2 separate regions of the Homo sapiens genome follow, and region 1 is linked to region 2. A link is a contact called in ENCODE Hi-C data. All regions are on one chromosome and are shown on one strand. The core of a region is the stretch at or near the end of the contact, and the rest is flanking DNA. Distances in the headings are between cores, read along the strand shown. Region 1 holds the start of C1orf74 (chromosome 1 open reading frame 74). Region 2 has its middle 43 kb from the start of CD34.

The links. A loop is a pair of places that touch in the nucleus more often than their neighbours do. Pooled maps may share reads with other maps.
Region 1: a loop to region 2 is called in a pooled map, with 2.5 times the contacts of the local background. The contact joins the promoter of C1orf74 here to the enhancer-like site in region 2. A Hi-C loop is called at or near these places in 2 of 50 pooled maps.

What each region holds. Positions count from the first base shown.
Region 1 is chr1:209,782,488-209,787,010 of GRCh38, forward strand. It overlaps C1orf74 (chromosome 1 open reading frame 74), which reads right to left and starts at 2,072. Exons shown (of 2, transcript NM_152485.4): 1 at 1,891-2,072; 2 at 1-1,222. The coding sequence starts at 1,147. The coding sequence ends at 338. It overlaps IRF6 (interferon regulatory factor 6), which reads right to left. Exons shown (of 9, transcript NM_006147.4): 9 at 3,130-4,523. RefSeq lists enhancers at 1,777-2,394, 1,951-2,210, 2,395-3,010.
Region 2 is chr1:207,865,318-207,870,000 of GRCh38, forward strand. No RefSeq gene overlaps it. Among named protein-coding and RNA genes, the nearest start is that of CD34, 43 kb to the right of the region's middle. RefSeq lists enhancers at 2,925-2,974, 3,055-3,234 and a silencer at 3,505-3,894. Within about 2 kb of position 2,239, at least 34 of the 41 ENCODE cell types and tissues checked have a DNase peak (open chromatin) inside an H3K27ac peak, as active enhancers do.

The DNA of each region.
Region 1 (4,523 bases), core at 822-3,321, 1.9 Mb after region 2:
ACAAGGTTACCATGCAAGAGTGTTTGGCTTGTCTTCCATCACCCTGCTTTTCCTCTATCATCTCCTTCCTTCTATCTTTTATCCAGTGAAAATGAAAACATCTCCACTAAGAGGACTTCCTAGTATAGAAATGGCAAGTATGTACTATCTACCAATTTGCTACTAGCACCACCATTACCTATTTACATGCCCTTTGCATTTGTGGCCAACTGATCTACAGCATTGTGCCTTAGTGTATTCAAGACACTTGGAATTGGCAGTTGAGATGATTATTTGCCATCCCCAACCTAGAGATGATCATTTACTGAGTACCTTCTATATGGGAGGAGAGTTAAAGTCAGAGGGCCACAGCCGGCAGTGTGACTATCTCAGAGGAGATGCTGAGATCAGCAAAGTCATTCTGAGTCCTAAATCGGGTTCTGAGGTCCTTCTCCCAGGTGTTTAGAATGTCCCTCAGGCCTGGGAACAAACTCTCTGGGACACTAAAAGAATAGAGCAGGATTGGGGGTTGACCTAGCAACCATGAGATCCGGGCAGTGAATACTCGTAGTGGAGTCAGAGCTAAGCAGTTGTCATCTCCCTGGTTCAGGTGAAAGGTATAGGGAACAGGATAGCCCAGGAGGATCCCAAATACAGTACACAGATTCCAGTCTGAGGAATGGAGCCTGCTGTAGGAGACTGCTAGAGATAAGTCCCTCTGCAGCCCCTGCAAATGTGTGATGATCTCAGCCACGAGGGCCTTCAAGTCCTGAAGCTGGTCCAGGGAGCAGACAGAAGGGTGACGCTGGCAGCTGGAAACATCCACAAAGGCTATGGTACCAAGCAGCACCTGCTCCAAGTGCTGACATACATGCTCAGGACTGACAATCAGGCTGTTTTCTCCAATCTCAAGGATGTGAAGTCCAAAAGTCAGGAAGCCAAGCCCCTTCAGCTCCTCCAGATAGCTCTGGAGCTCTGATGCCCCTGCACAGTTGCAATCATAGAGCACAGCTGGCTTCAGTCCCCGGGCCACAGCCAGCACCTCTCCAGCTAAGTGAAGGCAGATGGCTTGGGGTGGACTCCGTCTCTTTCCCATGCCAAGGGTCTGCTGAGCAGCTGCCACCAGCAGCTGAGGGCTCGGTGATGACATGAGATCTAGAAGCAACATCAAGAATGGCCTCCTTAGCTAGCCCGAGTTCCCTTCCCTGGGTGGCATCTTTCAGCCAGACACTTGAGGAGGGGCCTAGAAACAAAGCAGGAGCAGGGAATTATTAACAGCCTTCCTGTTAAATCGCGGTATCTTCCAAAGGTTATTCTGTCCCTCCCTGCTTTGAAATGGCGACCCAGCCCAGACAAGATAGTTTCACCGATGCTGCTTGATTTTTCTGGTTGACTTGGTCTCCCTCAATCATAAATTCGTGTGTTTTTCTAGCCTTATAGCTAGATTTATATTCCCTCTGGCTTTTATTCTAAATTTCACCTGTTGCAAATTACGTTCTCTGGTTCAAACCGTAGGGAATTTGGGGCAGAGGCGGAGGCGGGGCAGTGTTTGGCAAAATTCACAGCATTTCGCCCAAAAGCCCTTCTGGGACAGAGCTCCAAGTTCCAAATGTATCCTTTCCACTGACAACTCCCCTACTCTTCCCGCCAGAGAATAGTTATAAGAATAGTAATTTGATTAATATACACCAGAATGTGGACTAACAACCATCTCACCCTGACACATAAAAATGAATGAATGAAATCCACTAGAACTGCAGAAGGGTAGTATTTTAACTTCTGCTGGCCCCGCCTTCCCTTTCTGTCCGACATCAAGGACCCTCGGAAGATGAGATTTCTCCGATCCACACACCCCACACCAGAGCATGTTATAGTGATTTGCTAAATGAGGCATAAGTCTGTCTCACATACGTTCTTTTTCCACGTCCGCTACAGGTTCGGGGGCTCAGAAACTTTTTGCGGCTTCCTGCCTGCTGCCAGAAAGGCAGCTAGTCCCCCACGCCCAGCCGCAAGTAACACTGGAAAACCCGCCTGCGCTGGGAAGACCCTCGCAGCCCGCTCTGCTCCAGTCCCGCAGGCACCTTCTTGCGCATGCGCACCCACTCGAGTGCCGCCCTCTTTCCCCCCATTCCGTGACGTCATCCAGCCGCTCGCGCGCCTCGCGTTAGAATCACTAGCTAGGCAGCCTTACTGCGCGCCGGAAGTTTGGGCCACCGTGCGGCCCGCCCTTTCCGGCCAGACTGAACGCGGCCCCATCTGTCGGCTTAGGAACTGGGAAGGGCGGAAGTAAACGAGAAAAGGCGGAACCTGGTGAAACTGGTTTCCCGCTGCTGCCCTCATTTTGCTTCGCCGAACGTCCTCCCTGTGTTATGACGTCTGGTGTCCCACTTGACTGGGAATCCAGAAACAGGGCACACAGCAGTTAATAAACACCTTTGATTTGTGTCTGTGGAAATACGTTTTGTCCAGACGAAACATACCTCAAGACAACATATTTTGCAGAATAGCCTCACCTGTGGGTGGTGCTGAAACGTTTTAATTTTTTTTAACTTGACTTCCCTAAATCCTACATTTGAGAGGCCTACAACAGCTCTCTAGGGAGGGTGTGAAGGTGTGAGTATTCACTTTGAACAAATATGTGCCAGTCATGCTGCTAGGCCCTGGAGGTACTGCAGTGAGCAAAACAGACAAAACCCCCACTTTCATGGGGCTTAAGTTCATGTCTACTGAATCCAGTTTGCTGATTTCAAATAAGAAATGAGAAGTGATGACACAGAGGCTTTCCAGTCAGGTCATTACAAAGAAAAAGTGTTATTTCACGTAAGAGTTAACACCTTTTTAACTACCAGCGATTTGACCCATGCCACGAAGGGAAAGGATTTCTTGAGAAAACCCCAATATCTAAGGAAATGGCCCCAATTTATTTATACTTGGAGCAGGACAGAGATTAAGGGAACAGTGGACACCTACACTGGAGTTGTCACTCCTGGATCTATCTTGGTGGTGCCTTCAGTCCATGAAAAGTGAATTGTACAGTAAAGATGGGGTCAGCATGGGAGGAGGACCAGCTTATAGGAGTTACCAGCCTAAGGCTGTCTGGTTCTTAGCTCAGAGGGAATCAGAAGCTGAGAGTAGAAAGTAGTCTTCTAATTTTAGAACGTTTTCCTTCCCCGCATTTATTTAATTTTCCCATGGTGGTTAACAGTAAATCCCTAAAAGACTGATTTAGTTCATTCATTTATTCCAGCAACAAATATTTGAGAACACACTGTGTCCCAGACACTGTTCTAAGGACTGGCAGCGAAGTCCAAGACAAACAGTCCCTACCTTCAGCAAGTTTGCAGTCAAGCAGGATGCGGATGCTGAGCATTACAAGGGAAATGATTATTCTGAGAGAGGAAGTATGGGGTGCTATGGGAACATACAACCAGGGACCTAATTTTATGGGAAAGGGACCAGCCCAGATCCAACACTTGCTCTCCCAGTTTACCTCCAGTAGGTTCTTTTTAACTTGAACTAATCTTGTTTGGTGGGGTACACAGTGAGGAAAAAGAAGAGCTAGTGACAAAATCTAACTCCCTTCTCAGTCTTAAGCAAGGTGAAGGCAAGGGAGTAGAAGATATCAAGGGAGTGAGTGGTGGTAGCCACCAAAGGAGATAGCAGACTGAGGCCCTAAAAAAAGAAAGGAAATCTAAATCTATCCAGCAGGACCAGAGAAAGAGTGCTGAGGGTGATTAGATGGAATCCCTGCATGTACTCTCCCGGCATTCTGAAAAGAAGCCAAAACAAGGAAGAAACCGGGGTATCTAGTTAAGACCTCACAAATCACTCATCCATTCCTCTGACATGTTCATAAACTTTTTATAGTGGTTACGAACCAAAAGCTTGGCATTTCTTGGCACTTTTCCAATACCCTTTACCAGCTCACATTATCTGGGCTCCCACCCAGGCTACAGATAGCCTGGCTGTTAGCACTTCACAGAAGGGATATAGACTGGCCCAGATTCAAGAGCTGCCCTTCTAATTTACCTACAGTGGGTTTTTAACTTTGAGTTCCCACGTAGAGATGGGGCAGCCAAATATCAAGCCCAAATCCCTCACTTCACCTACTCAACAAAATGACCCCCAAAATGTAAAGTTTCTGTGCCTTTAATGCTTCCCGGTCCCTAAAAGCCCAACTTTTCCTCGAAGCTGGGCACCTGACCTTTAGCCAGGTTTCTTAATCTTTTCATGCTTTTCATAATAGCAAATTCCACTAGGTCTCTTAGAAACTCTAAAACCAAGGCTTAAGCACTTTAAATAAATAAGTCCTCATGTCACCACTGATTTTGAACTTTTAGTTTTTAAAATAAGGCTAGCTCAACTTTTGAGTCATTTTGAAAAGTTGGAGATGGCCTGGTTTAAAGGTACCAGACTAGACATGGGCTTCCTTACTATGTCCCGACACAGACAGATAGGCATCACTATTCAAGAGGACTGGGGCTTGCAACCACAGATTAGCATCTTATTTGCCATTTAGGTCCCAGATTGCTTGAGCCCAGGAG
Region 2 (4,683 bases), core at 989-3,488:
TTCCAGACATCAAATCAGAGGGCTTCAGAACTGGAAGAAGCTAGATCCCTAAGACTAGACACTTAGGCCTGGAAAAGGAAGTGGTGTGTCCAAGATCACGTAGCTAGCAAAAGTCTCCTGACTCTGTCCAGTGCTCTTACTCCTCCAGGGTGATAAACAGCTTGCTAGAAGAGGCCAAAGACTTGTGGCACATTTCTACAGCACGTCCCCGAGCTATAAGCAAATGGCACAAGACCTTGGGGGAAATAAGTGCATGCGTGTGTGTGTGTGTGTGTGTGTGTGTGTGTGTGTGTGTGTGTGTGTGTTTTTCCAGGTATACCTGGACATAGTTACTAGGGAGAGGAAAACTTAAACAAAAATCCTAACTTTAAAAAGGGATATGGTTTGGTAGAAGATGTGGGTTTTTGTTAGCAGAAATGTCCAGGGTCTGGGCAAGCCCTGGGATAATAAACCAGTACAAGGCATACAGCCTCACTCAATTCCAGGTAATGCCCCAGGCCCTAGGATCTACCTCTACCCACCTTCAAGCTTCATAATCCAATATCCTTCAAATCTTTTCCCAGAACTGACTTCCATTGCATATTTTACTTGCCTGACCATAAACATTTTTATTTGGATACCCTGCCATCATCTTGAAGGCAACATGTCTAAAAGAAAATCAAACATGACTCCCCAAAACAAGTTTGAACTCTAATGTTTCTATTTCTATAAATCACTAAGGTTCAAAATTTCAGCACTTTCTCTTCCCCACGTCCTGTCCTCAAGCCAGAGTAGCACTCCAAATTATCTCTTCTTCTTCATTTCCACAGGCTCCACCCTAACCTATCACCTCCGATCTGGTATGTTGCTAGTCTCCTGCTGGGGACCCCAGATTCCAGGCTTGCAACAATGCCAGATCTTCCCCCATATACTCATCCTCCTTTCATTCACCACAGTCTCTTCAAGGTCAAGGTCCAGTGCTACTCACCTTCGGCTTCCCAGTTCCCAGAACCTCACCTAATATGGGGGGCACACAATAAATGCTGAATGAATGAATCACGGTTTTCATCACAAGATGAAAGAAAAAACTTAAACAAAAATCTTAACTTCAAAAAGGGATACGGTTTGGTAGTTTTCATCACAAGATATCTGCACAAGAAACCTCAGGCCCTTCCTAGTTCCTACTCCCTCGAACCCAGACTGCTGAACTCTGAAGGCCCACCATCATCTCACCCTGCCCACCTCAGCTCCTACCAGCCCAGAAACAGGCTTTTGGCTCCATCTAGCTCATCAATGCTGGACCCTCCTCATGTGCCAGGCATTCCTGCATCCACATCTCTGCCCACGCTCTGCTCACCCTGCCCTGTGATGACGTCCATGCCCTTCCCCCTGCATCTACTCCAACTCCTACGCAACTGCCAACTGCCGAGCTGTGGGGGGAGACAGGGGATGCAGGAAGAGGGGAGATGATAAAGAAGACTGGGGAAAGGGGAGCATGATGAAAACATGCTGGGGTCTCTCTCTGATCCTTGGAAGCATAACCCTCTCAATGGGTCACAGGCGATTTAGAGAAGGAAGAGCCGGGAGGAGGAGCCAAATTTTTCCACTGAACGAAAGGCATGATTTTCATCACTGCTTCTGTTGCCCCGGTAACCAGGGACAGCCCAGTGGAGAGTACAGTAAAAGAACACCATGTTTATCTTTGCTGTCTGATCTACTTCCCTGTACACCCTTCCCTGACCATCCCCTAGCCCCAGGCCTGCTCCAAATCTCTTATAATGCCACCACCATCCTTCTAGTTACCCTTGCTCCTCAAAGGCAGAGCTAATTTCTCCCTCTCTTTATCCAACCCTAAGTACCATGTGTTCTTCCACTGCAACATTTTGGGGTTCATCTCGCCATGCCACCTGCCATGCCAGGGGTCCCCCAAAACAAAGAGCTGGTATCAAAGCACAAGGATGGCTTCTGCTCTACCAGACAGGGCAAGTGGGACTAGTGGGGCAGGAAGGTGAGGAAAACTGCCCAGCCAACCGTGTTCTCATCCCACACAGCTGGTGTGGAGAGGGACCTGGCTCTCCCAGCCCCCCTCCTATGGCTGAGATCAGGAGAAGGAGCCAGGTTGGGGATCGGGGGAGTAGGTTCACCCACAGGCTTCCACAGATCCTGCCTCCCACACGGACACCGTGTCTGCGTGACCTGAGAGCGGAGACACAGTGCTCGCCCTGGAAGATTATATAAGCGTTATATAACATGGTGGCACCAATAAGCACACAGGAGCAGTTGTCGAGTGCCAGGGACAGGCCAGGGGTGGAACCAAACCCAAGGGGCTGGAGGTTCAGCCCTCCTGCCACCAATGCCAAAGCAGCACCAGGCCCTGGCTGCCTCGGCCCTGTCTATACCTGCTCCTTCCAGCCCAGAGGACACAGAGAGAAACTTGCCAGGCTCTGCGCTCTTCTTCCCACTCTGGGCAGCAGGGAGGGGCCGCAAAACCGTCACCACCCTGGGCCATGGCAGCCTCTGCCCATCCGGCCTAAGGCAGCCTAGCTGCCTTTCCTGCAGGGGAGCAGCCATGGGGTCCTCGGCAGGGGAGGGGTGTGGACCAGTAGCCCCCTCCTCTCTGTCCTCCTACCAGAATGTAGGAGCACTTGTTTGGGGAACAAGTGCTGCAACAGCAGCTCCAGGATTGGCTGGGCCAGCCGTTCCTCTGCTCTGTCACTTGCTGTTTCTCTAAAAAACAAAACAAACCGAAAGGGAAAGAAAAAAAAATTAAGCACATTTGACAAATGCCAGATCCCAAATTTTGGTCTACGGTTGCAAAGCTGGAAGGAAGGGGTCCTAAGGAAATTACCCTATTTCCCTACAGCCCCCATCTCCCACCATTCCTGGCCAATTCACCATCTATGAACTTGGGCTGTGAGCCTGAAGATTGCTCCGCAGCCCCTATCTCTGGAGCTGCCTCAGTGGCTGTAGCTCCTTCGGGTAATATTCCCCCTCCCTCTACAGAATGCTCAGAGTCTGCGGCTCCCGGATATACACGCGGGACTAGGCGGCCGGCCTGGGGCAGTTCTGGGCAGTTTGGGCCAGGTCTTAATCAAACTCCTCCACCGTCATCACCACACCCACTTTATTAATTTGGCAGGGGTGGGGGCAGCTGAACAGAGACAGAGCCAAGTGATCTCCCGCAGCACCTGCCCTCTCCTGAGCTATGCCTCTGGCCTTCCCGCCTCCTCCTCCACACGGACCTCCGCGCCCCCTGAAGAAGGGGGGAAAAAGAAATACGCATTAATACCTCGAGCCTTGGCGCACCAGCCCTCGCCCCCTCAACCACCTGTCTCTGCGTTCTCCCCCGCAGCCTTCCTCAACTCTGGGCGCCCCCTCTGCAGCAAAGGGGCACCACGCCCACTGCGGAGAGGAGAAATGCAAGGTGGGGAGCGGACAGGGGCTCACTTGAGGGCCCGGGGGCTGCTCACTCACCCCTGCGCGCAGCTGGCCCTGGCCCCAGAGCCTGGGGCCCGCCCGGAGCTGCTCCAGGCCGCGACCGCTCCCACCCCCGCGGCGAGGCCAGCAGCGCCCCAAGGCCGCGCTGCAGCCGGGGTGGGGCGCGACCGGAGCGCGGCCGGGGCCCTGGGCATCGTCCCCAGGGAGCCCACCCTACCCCGGGACGCTCGGGGACCGCCCTGCAGGCCCGGCCCAAGGTGCCCACTCCCACCTGGCCGAGTCCCGGCTCTTACCTCGGCGGCCTTCCGCCCTCCGGGGGTACTGCGCAAACAGGCTCTCCCCCGGCCCCCGCCCGCCAAGCGCCCCGCTGCAGGCCCGAGATGCGCAGCCGCTGCGGACGCCGGCTCCGCGGCGGCCGCTTCCCGGGCGTGTGAGCTCAGCCTGCCCGCGCGCCCGCGCTTCCCACGCTCGGCGTCCCGCGCGGCGCCACCCAGCGGCCGCGTCGGGCGCTGCACGCTCGTGTCCGGGAAAATCTGCAGCAGCCGGGCCTGCCAACTGATTCGGAAATTCCCAGAATTTGACCATGGGCTTGCGGCGGGGCGGGAGACCTGTCAGGCCGTGTGGCCGTCGCTAGACTCGGGGCAGAGCAGCTCCCACCCACCCTGTCTCTGAAGGGGACTCCAGAGTCTTTGCAAGATATTCTGATTTCCCCCCTGTTCCTCTGACCTTGCCTCGCCATATTTCTTCCAGGGCAGTGGAGACTGTGGGGATGCTGGTGACTCCTTGTAAAATGGGGGTGGAGAATCGAGGGGTGGGAAATGGGTGGGAAGCGCTCGAGGCTGGCATCTCAAGGCCTCCATGGGCCCGTCTAGAGATCCGAGGTGTGCACTGAGTCACTTCCCGAGCTTGTTAGAACACACATGCACAGATGCCCCAGCCTACCTGTAAATTCTAATTCGGAAATTTCAACTGCTGTTTTTAACCTTTTCTTGTACCTACACCCTTCTGAGAATTGCAGAAGAGCTATGGACCCTGTCTTCAAAAAAAGCACATGCATACAGAAATATAATTTTGCACAATATTTCAGGGAATTCTGAAACTCCTCAAAGCTCCGTGGATCCCAGCTTAATATCTCACTTTGTGCAGATACCCTAAGCAGAAAGAGCGAGCTGGTGATTACCTGAATACGCTGCCATCTTATCTCATGCTTTTTCCTCCTTCAGGGATATCTCCACTGGACGCCCAACCTCACATTTCCGCCTGTAG